Regions from separate parts of the Homo sapiens genome. Here regions 1, 2 and 3 are each linked to region 4. Evidence: chromatin contacts called from ENCODE Hi-C or POLR2A ChIA-PET data. All regions are on one chromosome and are shown on one strand. The core of a region is the stretch at or near the end of the contact, and the rest is flanking DNA. Distances in the headings are between cores, read along the strand shown. Region 1 holds the start of SCYL2 (SCY1 like pseudokinase 2). Region 2 holds the start of ARL1 (ARF like GTPase 1). Region 3 holds the start of DUSP6 (dual specificity phosphatase 6). Region 4 holds the start of FGD6 (FYVE, RhoGEF and PH domain containing 6).

Region 1 (2,732 bases), core at 1-2,500, 5.0 Mb before region 4:
AATAAGACAGCAAACCAAACAACAACAAACCTGCAAAGTCCAAAAGGAATCTTCAAGCACCTGACTTTCAAGCCATCACCAGAACATAATGGGGTTTTACAGTGGCAGGCTGATTTGGAGCATTTTTGCTAAACTATTTATTTTTCAGAACGGAGATAGGCTACTTAGAAAACTCACTCATAGTATCCAATGTTTTTAGAAAGTGTCATCACAAATAATTCCTGAGTTTGACGTACTAAAAAATAGTTGACACCTTCCAATGAAGTCACTACAGGCATAGCGCTTTTAAGCAGCTTGTCTGGAGCCTCCTCGAGTGCCTTAGAGGGTGGATTTGATAATATGGCCTCCTTAATTACGGATCACAGGTATGTGCTCAAAGTCCAATAAGTTTTTGCAAGCTTTATCGGTCTAAACCCTCCTCCATCCGTATTCTCCCGTTTAGAAAAACAAGACTGCAGGAGTAACCGTGGGGTTTTTTCTCTTAACAAAACCCCTGCCCCACCCACCTCACACACAATAACCTTCCATTCCAGAACTAAAGCTACTGTCAGAGAAGGACGGCGGGCGGCAGGGCCCTGGCTGGTGACCCAGGCTACCGGATTCCGGACCTCAGAACTGAGGTGAACTCTCTCACCCGGTCCTAGAGTAGTGTCCAATGTCCCCGAAAGGTACTACGTTCTCCACCACCGAAACCCGAGCTCTCGAGCCGGCATGGGGGGCTCTCCCTCCGGCAGCTGACTTCGATCCCGGGTCTCCCGTCGCCTCAAGGCCTCTTTCGAGGACTCGGCCCTCTCGGATCCGCTCCCCGGAGCTCGCTGCTCGTCCAGCCCCGCTTTGCGCGGGCGCCGACCGCCGATCGCCCGGCCGGCCGCCGGCAGGCCCGTCACCAGGCAACACCCACCAGCCTGAGCGGCCCTGGGAGGCCTAACCCGGGCGCGAGTCCTCCATTCCCTCCTCGCCGGCTCCGGGAGCCCAGGCGAGAGAGCCGCCGGTGAGGGAGGTCGGTCGGTGCCGGCGGCCGGTCACTTACCTCTTCCTTCTTCCAGGAGGGGCGGTGCTGGGGCTCTTTCCCCCCGCCCCCCTAATAAACGCCTCCTGGCTGTTCCTGCTCTGCCTTCGTGCCTGGCCACTGACTCTGGCTTTACTCCATATCCTCCGCCGCCCCCGCGGCCGCAAACGTCGGAGCTAGAAGGAAAGGGGTGGGGAGGGGAGGGACCGGGGACGAAGAGTAAGGGAGGGGGAAAAAGACTAAAAGACCTGCCGGCCGGGGGCATGACGTCACTTCCTGCCGGTTCGGAAGAGGCGGAGCCAGTACTTCTCTCCGCCCCGGGTGTCAGGTGGGGCGGGGCTATGGTGCCAGGGGAGGAGCCAGCGCGCGAGCTTATGGCGGTTCTTTTGACTCCGAGGTTCCGTAGACTTGTCAGTCAGAACGAGCTTCCGGGCCCAGGGCTGAACGGGCCAAGTTCCAGGAACCGTAGAGATGGCTTCTGCCGGAAAAGGAGGACAGGTAGCCCTGTATATCCTAGCCAAATGTGCAGTGAAGGTGGAGGGGGCAGCTGAAGGGAGCAGGCGGCTGGGACTCTGCTCCTCATTGGTCCAGGGCCCCGCCCATTTCCTAGCCCCGCCCCCTTCCTGCCCTACCAGGCACTGGACTGGGGGACCCAGGACTGAGGCTTTTTAGGGGTTACTGTGGTGAAGTGCCCTTGGAGCGTGCAGGAAAGCGTTTTTTCTCAAACTTTAATATACATACGAATCCCTAGGATCTTGTGAAAGTGCAAATTCTGATTGAGGAGTAGGGTCTGATAATCTGCGTTTCTAATACATGTCCAGATGGCACCAATGCTGCTGGTCCCTAGGCTACACTTACAGCAACAAGGGGTTAATGTACTAGAGGGCAAATTCCTTGAGCTAGAGGAGTTATTTCTTTAATCTAGCCTACTTGTTTAATGAAGGTTAGAGAGGTAGACTGTCTATGGAAAACAGGCTGTACCGCTGTATTTTCCACCTACCCCGTCGAGTACCCTCCTGCCCACCTCCGCCCATCACTTTCTGGCCTCCCCTCCTCAGTCTCCGCTCTGCCCACAATGTCTGGGGATAAGATTTCTTGAGTGATTAGACGGGTAACTTCTGTTACAGAAGGAATTTGAGGGTGGTGGATTTTTATTTCTGTCATTTTATCGTAAACATATGTATAGTTGGGCATACTTTTGCGGTTATGCATAGTTGGAGAAGAGAGCTTAAGTTCTTGGATTCTACCCACTTCCCCCTGCAAATCTAGAAAAAACATTCTAGAAGTTCTAAGTTATTCCCTTATCATTCTTTAATTTTTTTAATTAATTTTAATTAAATTTAATTTTAATTAAAATTTTACTGGGGTACGGAAGAATGAAGAATGACTGCGAACTATAGGTTTCTTTGTGGAATGATGCAATGGTCTGAAATTAGATAATAGTGATGGCTGCACAACTTTGTGAATGTACTAGAAACACTGAATTGTACACTTTAAAAGGGTACATCCTCTTTCATCAGCCACCATTACAATCCTTCTTCCCCAAGGTTACTCGTTTGAAGTTTATTCTTCCAGATCTTTCTATTTATTTACATACATTTTTACATAGGTTGGGAATTCATTTTTACCTAAGTAGGATAATAATATACAAGTTGTTCTGCTCAGCTCATTTTTAAAAAATTTTTGTTTTGGGTTTTTCTTTTTCCCTACTTAATGAGATCCT
Region 2 (2,700 bases), core at 173-2,672, 6.2 Mb before region 4:
GCCACGACACCTGGCCGACCTTAAATATTCTTAGCACAAAATAAACATATACACACAAGCACACACGACTATGTGAGGTGATGGGTATGTTATCATTTCACAACATATACAACTATGAAAACATCACATGGTACACTGTAAATATATACAATTTTTATTTAAAGCTAGAAAAATTCTTTTAAAATAAACTAAAAAGGCAGTCCATAAGCTTCTGTTGAATGGATGAAAATCTCTACCATAAATAAAAACATAATATGCAAAGGTATTAATAAGATTTGGAAGAAAACCTAAGAGAGTATTAACAGTAGTGACTACTGGGGATCACCGAGATACAGGGTATTAGGGATGGAAGGTTTACTTTTCTCTTTTTTTTTTTGAGACGGAGTGTCGCTCTGTCGCCCAGGCTGGAGTGCAGTGGCACGATCTCGACTCACTGCAACTTCTGCCTCCTGAGTTCAAGTGATTCTCCTGCCTCAGCCTCCTGAGTAGCTGGGACTACAGGCGCCCGCCACCACGCCTGGTGAATTTTCTGTATTTTTAGTAGAGACGGGGTTTCACCGTGTTAGCCACGATGGTCTCGATCTCCTGACCTCGTGATCCGCCCGCCTCGGCCTCCCAAAGTGCTGGGATTACAGGCGTGAGCCACCGCGCCCGGCCGGAAGGTTCACTTTTCAATGGATCTTTGGGAAGTTTCAAAACATACATGCTCAACCTTTAAAAATTTCTCTAGGGGAAATCCCTTCTCCACATCCTATAGGTGTGCTTCCTTCTTCCTCTCCACACACTTCACTATCAAAACCTACATTACTTCCAACAGTCGACCCTCGAGGGAATAAGTCCCTGGTCCCCACGATCGGGACCAGCCAGTCCACACTGCCGACCCCTGAAAGGCGGTCTCAGCTGCTCGGTCAGCGAGAAAAAAAGCCGGCGAGGTCCTCGTCCTGCAGGCCACAGCGAAGACAAAAACCTCTGGTTACTGGCCTCAGGTGCAAGGCTGCTCCGCATTGGCAGCGCGGTACCATTCCTATTATTATTACGTAGTCTTGTTTCTTTCTGGGAGAAAGCACCTAGGGAGAGTTGGGCTGGCCCCGCAGGGCGCTCCGGGACACGCGTCCTCTGCAACGCCGCAGCCTGCGCCAGCGTTCGACCGGGACGACTCATCGAGGCCCGACTCGCATTTTCAGTTGTCAGATTCGCCACTTTTTGGTGTCAGAATTTAAAACAAAAATTCCAATTTCTCTATTTCAGAAGCTCTTTCTGTCCAGAAAAACACAAGCAGGAGAGACTTCAGGTTTTTGAATTATTCGTCTCTTCTGGCCTCCACGGTATCTACATCCAGTGAGCGGGGACCGTGAGTCGAAAGCGACGACGCGGATGCTCAGGCCACCGTTCCCGGCGCGCAGTCGCAGCTGACCCTCGCTCCCGCCCCCGCCTGGAGTCCGACGTGGAAGTTGCTGGCTGACTGGGCTTGCGAGGAAACCGCCTCGGAGCTGCAGCCGAAGGCCAAGGAATCACTGAAGATCGGCGAGGGAGGACAGGGGGTTCATCATGGGTGAGGGGTTCGAGAAGGGCACCTGGGCGCGCTCGAGGGAGCCGCGGCCGAGGGCTGGGGTGCAGAGGAGGAGAGGGGCCGGCCAGGATACCCTAGAGTAGCCAGCTCCTCAGGGGGCGGGTCGCGGAGGACTTGACTCACTTTGGATCTTCATCTGTAGGGGTGGATCCGGCCTCTCGCGTTCTCCTCCGTCCTCTCTCGGTTCCCCTTGATTCCTGCGGGGTCCAGGGACCCGGACAGCTTGGGGACGTCCGCAGAGCCTGGGTTCGAGTTCTTTACCCTTATCATGAAGTTTTCCCTCATCCCCAGCTCCACTTGCTGGGCAGAGTTGTTCTTGCGGAGGCTGGCAACGCGTCAGTCGCAGGTTCGCCGAGGTTTCTTGGTGAAAGATGAGCTGCGGCCCCAGAGTGGAAGCTTAATCATTCTCTTTACCAGGGGCGCTGGGACGGCGTCAGTTTGAAAAACCTGAGAGCAGGTGTTGCTTATGTTGTTTTATGGCCAGTTTGGCATTTGTCTGCTAATCTGCTGTAGCGTTTCATGTAATAATACGGGTATTTCTAGTCGGCAAATGAAACTTTATTCTTGGTTCTTGGCCCGCTGATTGAGGGAACTGCATTCTCACAAGCATCAGGTAACACCCTCGCCCCGCTAGAACCCAAGTGAGGGTGCACATTCTTTAACTCGTTTCTCACCCTCCAAATGAAGGTGCAGATTCTTTGGCTTGGTTAAATCCCTCCACAGTTTTCTGGGGAGCATACTTCTTGCTCCCAAGCATCACAGGCGCTGTCCTGTCTTCCATAACCGCCTTCAGTTTTGTTCCGCCTCTCTTCTACCTGTAAATGGTAGAAAGGACTTTGTCAAGTCACACCTATTCTGTTGAACTTTCCCAAGGTTCTCTAGCCCATGGTGTTGTTCATTTTTCAACTCGCAGCTCTTAGTTATGCCATGTCTTTGCCAAATAACAGTGTGGCATCACTTCTGATGTTAACTATTTTTTTTTGTATTAATGTAACTTGTTTTTAATCTTCTCTAATGGCTCTGGATGGGAAAAGGACTGTGCTTTTTATCCTACACAATACTTGGTGTACAGGAAGCTTTCTGGGAATATTTTGTGATGCATTGGATAGAGCTTTATTATTTTTAAAAGT
Region 3 (2,806 bases), core at 294-2,793, 5.9 Mb after region 4:
CGCGCCTCCCCGCCGCCGCGGCCCCCACCCGGCCACGCCTCCATCCGGCTTCCAATCCGTCCGCCCCGCGGCGCCTGGGCCGAGTGCTGCTCGCTGGCCTGGCCCGCACCTCCCCAAAGTTACCTGCTGGCTTTGCAGCGCGGTAGAGACGTTCCCCTCGACTCCTTGGGAGCGAGGAGCCAGGGGGGTCCCGGCAGGCACTCGTCCTTGCTCCCCCCACCCTCCCCAGATCTCTATGGACCCGGGAGTCCCTCGCTGAGCCCCGCACCCGTCCACTGCGTCGCGCACAGCCCCGTGCCCAAGCGGGGAGACGGGGACGGCGGGGCGGTGGCAGGGAGCGCAGCGCGCAGGCGCGGCTGGTGCTCCCCGGAGTGCCCGGCGCTGGACAAAGGGAGGAGGCGGCGGCAGGAGAGGGCTGGGGAGGCCCCCTCTGACATGCCTCCCTGCCAACTGTAACCAATCGTCGAGCCCCCCTGCCGAGCCCCCGCAGCCTGCAGGTCTTGCGGGAGGACTTCCTCACGCCTCGCCCATGGCGGGGACTGCTGGCCCGGCCCGGCGCGTCCCAGCACACCTCGCTCAGGCAGCCCCGCCAGACCGGCTCCCCCGTCAGAAGCCGAGCTCCTTGCCCAGAAATCATTAACCAGCGCGACCTCCCAGCAGGCGATGGTGGTGGTGGGGCGGGGGGAGAGATATAGATTCCCCCGAACAATGGCTTGTAACTCCCCACGCCGCCGGAGCGGAATACAGTAAAAGCACTGGACTGACCTAAGAGTTTGTTTCTGCACTCTACATTGTTTTAATGAAAATAAAATGTTATTTTAAGAAAAAAGGTTTTCTTCTGATTTTCTGCACAACCAGACGTTTGTTTGTTTGCTTTAAAATGTTTCAACAAAATCCTGGTTTGTTTCGAAATATGTTGGATTAGCATTTAACACCTCATCGGTCACTAAAGCCCAGTCAGTTCACCAGCCCCAACACAGCCTCGGCTAAAAGAACATCAGAGCAAACAGAGCTGGGCCTTTAAAAGTGGCAAACAAATGCCACACACCGCCTAAAGAAGGGGGGTTGGGGGAGGGGAGGGTTAAGGCGAACTTGGGTCCAAATGAGTTTGAAGGGAATACAAAGAACGAAAAGTCAGCACAAGTTTTCCTAAAGCTAGCTCGCGAACGCAAGCGTCGCGAACAAGGGCTTTTGTGCATGCTAATTGCGCCATTGGTGCGCAAAAGTTCCGACGCGAAGTGTGAACTCTCAACAGAAGGAAACATGAGACAACTGAAGTGCCCTGGTTTATGTGCCCTGCTCCTCCTCCGCTGCCGCCTCCCCTTCTTTCTCCTTCCTCCCGCCGAGCCCGCTGTTGCAGCTTGTTTGCACTGGGGCTTATCCGGAGCGGAAATTCCTTTCCGTTTTTGTGAATGACAAACTCATTAACAATTCATCAACACAACCTGTTCCAGCCGGCCCGTCCCCACGGCAACAGCCCCTTCCGCAGCACGCTCATTGGCTGGCCCGGAGAATGTATCCATTGAGACGCTCGCTGTTTGTATCCATTGAGGAGCTGCCTCGCGCAGGGGGTGTGCGAGGCTGAGTCCAAGAGATAGCAAATCGAGTCTTAAATAATCCGGGGAGAAAGACGCCCGGGTAGATTTGAGGTGCAGCCTTGGAGGGAGGGATTAGAAGCCGCTAGACTTTTTTTCCTCCCCTCTCAGTAGCACGGAGTCCGAATTAATTGGATTTCATTCACTGGGGAGGAACAAAAACTATCTGGGCAGCTTCATTGAGAGAGATTCATTGACACTAAGAGCCAGCGGCTGCAGCTGGGTGCAGAGAGAACCTCCGGCTTTACTTCTGTCTCGTCTGCCCCAACCGCTAGCCTCGGCTTGGGTAAGGCGAGGCGGAATTAAACCCCGCTCCGAGAGCGGCAGCTTCGCGCGCGGTGCGCTCGGCCTATGCCTGCCCCGAGGGGCGTCTGGTAGGCACCCCGCCCTCTCCCGCAGCTCGACCCCCATGATAGATACGCTCAGACCCGTGCCCTTCGCGTCGGAAATGGCGATCAGCAAGACGGTGGCGTGGCTCAACGAGCAGCTGGAGCTGGGCAACGAGCGGCTGCTGCTGATGGACTGCCGGCCGCAGGAGCTATACGAGTCGTCGCACATCGAGTCGGCCATCAACGTGGCCATCCCGGGCATCATGCTGCGGCGCCTGCAGAAGGGTAACCTGCCGGTGCGCGCGCTCTTCACGCGCGGCGAGGACCGGGACCGCTTCACCCGGCGCTGTGGCACCGACACAGTGGTGCTCTACGACGAGAGCAGCAGCGACTGGAACGAGAATACGGGCGGCGAGTCGGTGCTCGGGCTGCTGCTCAAGAAGCTCAAGGACGAGGGCTGCCGGGCGTTCTACCTGGAAGGTACGCGCCCAGGGAACTCCGCGCGCGGGGCAGGGCTAGGGGCGCAGGGCTGCGGGCGGGGCGCGTGGATTGAAAATACCTCTGCTCCGCTCAGCTGGAGCTTCGGAGCCGCGCTGCCCGCCTAGGGACCGGCAGCCGGCGAGGTAGGGGCCGCGAACCGCGCGTTCCGCACCAGAGAACCGGGCCGGCTCAGAATCCACTCGCTTCCGGCTGCGGGTACCGGCGGTTTCTTTCTAACGGGTTCTGCGCCTTCTTAGCCAGAACATCCTCCACCATCACCCTGTTTTCTATCGTTCGATTTTGAATTAAGATTTGCAGGACGGGAGAGATTGTTGGGGATGCAAATTGGCACATCTTAGCTCTCAAAATATTCCAAAAAGTTGCCATTTTGTCTATTTCCGG
Region 4 (2,700 bases), core at 150-2,649:
CCGGTTTTTCTAATCCAATTCATAGTTAAAGATTCACCTCGGATATCGCGTACTGGGTGTAGCCTCTGGGAGGCCGCAAGAACAGAAATTAATCCTTCAATGACAGTTTGTACATATTTCAACATTTAGCATTCTGTCCTGTCTGTGCCTCGCTCTCTCGCTGTATGGCATGGGCCACTTCATTTTTAAATTTTCTTAAAATCTAGTTGGATAAATGAAAGTAAAGCGTATACATGCAATACACATACGTACAGGGGTGCGAGTTTTGACCTGTGTCTGATGGAAAAAAATGGCATCAAAAACACTCGCCCGATTTTTTTCATTCAAGATGGCAGAGAACGTCTTAAAATAGTCCCACACAAAAGCACTCACATCTAGAGCCCCGAGTCAGAAGAACTGGCTACACCTAGCGCAACAGCAAAGGACAAAAGAATCGAATCTAGATGCTGAGATGCCCTGGCCCTAACTACCCACAGTAGGTCCCACAAATAGACTTTAAACCGTGTTAGAAAACGGGCACCTGCTGCCTTCATTCCGAGGGCCACGCCTTGACGGTGAACAGTGACCTGAAGCACTCTGGATACTGACCCAAAAAAATCGCGGATGGAAAAGGAGGAGGCTAAGTTGTGACTATCTAAAAGGCACGATTCGGCCCCGCCCCAGCCGGGCGCAGTCCCCCCCGCCGCACATCCATTCCCAGGAAGGAAGAGACACCGCTCCAGCCCAGAGCCTGGCAACCGGGCACCGTCTGGGAATTCTGGGCGGGCCCGAGATAGAGGCCGGCCACGGCCAGGGCGCCTCTGGCTACACCTGTCAGGCGACGACGGACTCTAGGCCCTGAAATCGCTGGGGTTCGGTGGTCGAGGCCAGCTGGAGCGCGTCACCCGATCCCTCGCCCCGGGAACGCCTTGCTTCCTCGATTTCCGTCTCGTCCTTCTCAAACAAAGGCAATCCACACCCACCGCCATTTTCCTCTTACCTCAAAAACCACCTCTTCGTCAAACTCCGGTGTCATCCTTCTCCGCCATGCCACCCGCCTCAGCACGATGGGAAATGAAGGCGGGAGTACAGGCGGCACGGAGCTCCAGCTCCTGCCCGTCCCGTGGGTCCAGAAAACTACAATTCCCAATATGCCTCGCCGCTCACGCCCCCTTTTCGAGCCCGCTTATTGGAGAAGAGAGTGAGCGTGTAAGCGAGAGAGGCGGGAGCGAGCTGAAGCTCGAGCCCTCCGATTGGAGGAGGCTAGGGCTTTTGTCTGCCTTTTACGGCCGCGACTAGCAGGGGGCGCCCGGAGCACTGCTGATTTTTGGAGCCCGAGAAGGGCACGCGCCAGCGGAGCCGAAGAGAGCACTGCTCGTGCCCGCGCCTGGCTGTCAGCCTGCCGCTCTGCGGGGCGGTGCTAGTGCTCGCCCGCCCGACCCCGGCGGCTCGCGCCCGGGAGCGCCGCAGGGTCGCTAGAGTCGGCCGCGTCCTTTGTGTGGCGCTCAGGCTGCGCCGCGGGGCGGCGGGACGGAATGTGGGCGCTGCGGGGGCTTTTCTCTCCTACCCGAACTGTGGGAACAATGGACTGAAAGGGGAAGATGGATTGAGGGGCCGAGCGGGGAAGCGAGCTGCACCGGGGAATCATGACTTCTGCAGCCGGTAAGTGACGGCGCTCGCGCTGCCGCGGGAAAGTTTGTGGCGAGCGCTGCTAGGCTTGGGCTCGCGAGCAACTTTCTTCGCCGGGGTGGGCGAGTTGTGTGCCCCGTACCTTTGCCGAGCACCTCGGCAAGCGCGGAGCTAATGGGATTCGCTGCCGGCTTTCTCGTCTTTTCCTGCCCAGAGGGGCTGTTTGGAAACCCGGGATTTCTCGGGATCTCCCTTCCAAGGGGGACTGTGCTGGGGGCTCTGCACCAGGTGAAATGCGATGTGTGAAGGGCGTTCGCTCATCTCTCCAGCAGTGCGAGGACTTCGCCTTTGCATGTGAAAATAGTGTAGATTCCCAAGTTAATAGATCAGTTATTATAGGTAAAGGCAGTGTTCTCAGCGTGTTCAATTTGGCCACTAAGTGAGTCGCTTTCAACCTTGTATCTGCTGGTAAACCTTTTACCCATTTTAAAGAGGCGTAGACATTGTCATGTCCTGGTGGTTTTACCTCTGTTACCTGAGAAGCAGAGGAGTTGAGATTGTTGAGGTTTTTTTTTTTTTTTTTTTTTTGCTTGTCTGCACCCAATTACAATTATTTTGTTTGTTTCTACCTGATTAGGGTAAACAAAGCTTTATTTTCTGTCTGCCTCCCATAGTTCTTTCCCCTTCATCCAAATGACAAAGCCTCTATCTTTGTGTGGATTTTCAGCAATTCTAGACGTTGTGTTTCTGAACATTCTTAAGGAACAATTTCTGTTTTACAAAATAATTACCAAAGTGGTGTTACGTTCACTTCGTAAGTACATAGGTTAATTTTTAAACCAGAACTTATGTATTAAGTAGAGTGTTATGGGTTATTTTACGTTTTTGTCCACGTTGAAACTTTCATTAGAAATTTTATAGTGAAATAGTTTAAAGCTTCTTCTCAAGGTTACTTCCAGAATCAGCACTTAAGTATCAGATTAAATTTTCATTGCTTTTCTTGGCATTTGTTTAAAATTCTTGCAACTTGAAACTGTCCAACAGCACTCAAATGTTCTGATTTGTATTATTTCTAAAGCCTAGATATATTGT

The links. Hi-C counts contacts between places; a loop is a spot of excess contacts on that map. ChIA-PET counts read pairs that join two places held with the same protein, here RNA polymerase II (POLR2A). Pooled maps may share reads with other maps.
Region 1: a map of B cell shows a loop between it and region 4 (19-fold over the local background). The contact joins the promoter of SCYL2 here to the promoter of FGD6 in region 4. A Hi-C loop is called at or near these places in 2 of 168 maps with a recorded cell type or tissue (B cell and naive thymus-derived CD4-positive, alpha-beta T cell) and 9 of 50 pooled maps.
Region 2: a loop to region 4 is called in a pooled map, with 8 times the contacts of the local background. The contact joins the promoter of ARL1 here to the promoter of FGD6 in region 4. A Hi-C loop is called at or near these places in 3 of 50 pooled maps.
Region 3: a loop to region 4 is called in a map of CD4-positive, alpha-beta memory T cell, with 12 times the contacts of the local background. The contact joins the promoter of DUSP6 here to the promoter of FGD6 in region 4. A Hi-C loop is called at or near these places in 1 of 168 maps with a recorded cell type or tissue (CD4-positive, alpha-beta memory T cell) and 5 of 50 pooled maps. POLR2A ChIA-PET finds 5 or more read pairs at or near these places in 1 of 52 experiments (activated naive CD8-positive, alpha-beta T cell).

What each region holds. Positions count from the first base shown.
Region 1 is chr12:100,265,695-100,268,426 of GRCh38, reverse strand. SCYL2 (SCY1 like pseudokinase 2) reads right to left here and starts at 1,250. Exons shown (of 18, transcript NM_017988.6): 1 at 635-1,250. DEPDC4 (DEP domain containing 4) reads left to right here and starts at 1,348. Exons shown (of 10, transcript NM_001364818.2): 1 at 1,348-1,507. The coding sequence starts at 1,351. RefSeq lists enhancers at 616-675, 686-755, 1,426-1,505 and silencers at 826-905, 1,006-1,055.
Region 2 is chr12:101,406,494-101,409,193 of GRCh38, reverse strand. ARL1 (ARF like GTPase 1) reads left to right here and starts at 1,422. Exons shown (of 6, transcript NM_001177.6): 1 at 1,422-1,552. The coding sequence starts at 1,549. RefSeq lists enhancers at 1,760-1,809, 1,890-1,939.
Region 3 is chr12:89,351,238-89,354,043 of GRCh38, reverse strand. It overlaps DUSP6 (dual specificity phosphatase 6), which reads left to right and starts at 1,543. Exons shown (of 3, transcript NM_001946.4): 1 at 1,543-2,404. The coding sequence starts at 2,005. The region is part of intron 9 of POC1B-DUSP6 (POC1B-DUSP6 readthrough); the gene reads left to right. RefSeq lists a silencer at 288-597 and an enhancer at 2,417-2,806.
Region 4 is chr12:95,216,166-95,218,865 of GRCh38, reverse strand. It overlaps FGD6 (FYVE, RhoGEF and PH domain containing 6), which reads left to right and starts at 1,399. Exons shown (of 21, transcript NM_018351.4): 1 at 1,399-1,641. The coding sequence starts at 1,626. It overlaps VEZT (vezatin, adherens junctions transmembrane protein), which reads right to left and starts at 1,059. Exons shown (of 12, transcript NM_017599.4): 1 at 980-1,059. The coding sequence starts at 1,015. RefSeq lists enhancers at 191-240, 841-1,080, 545-1,140, 1,141-1,735 and a silencer at 1,311-1,540.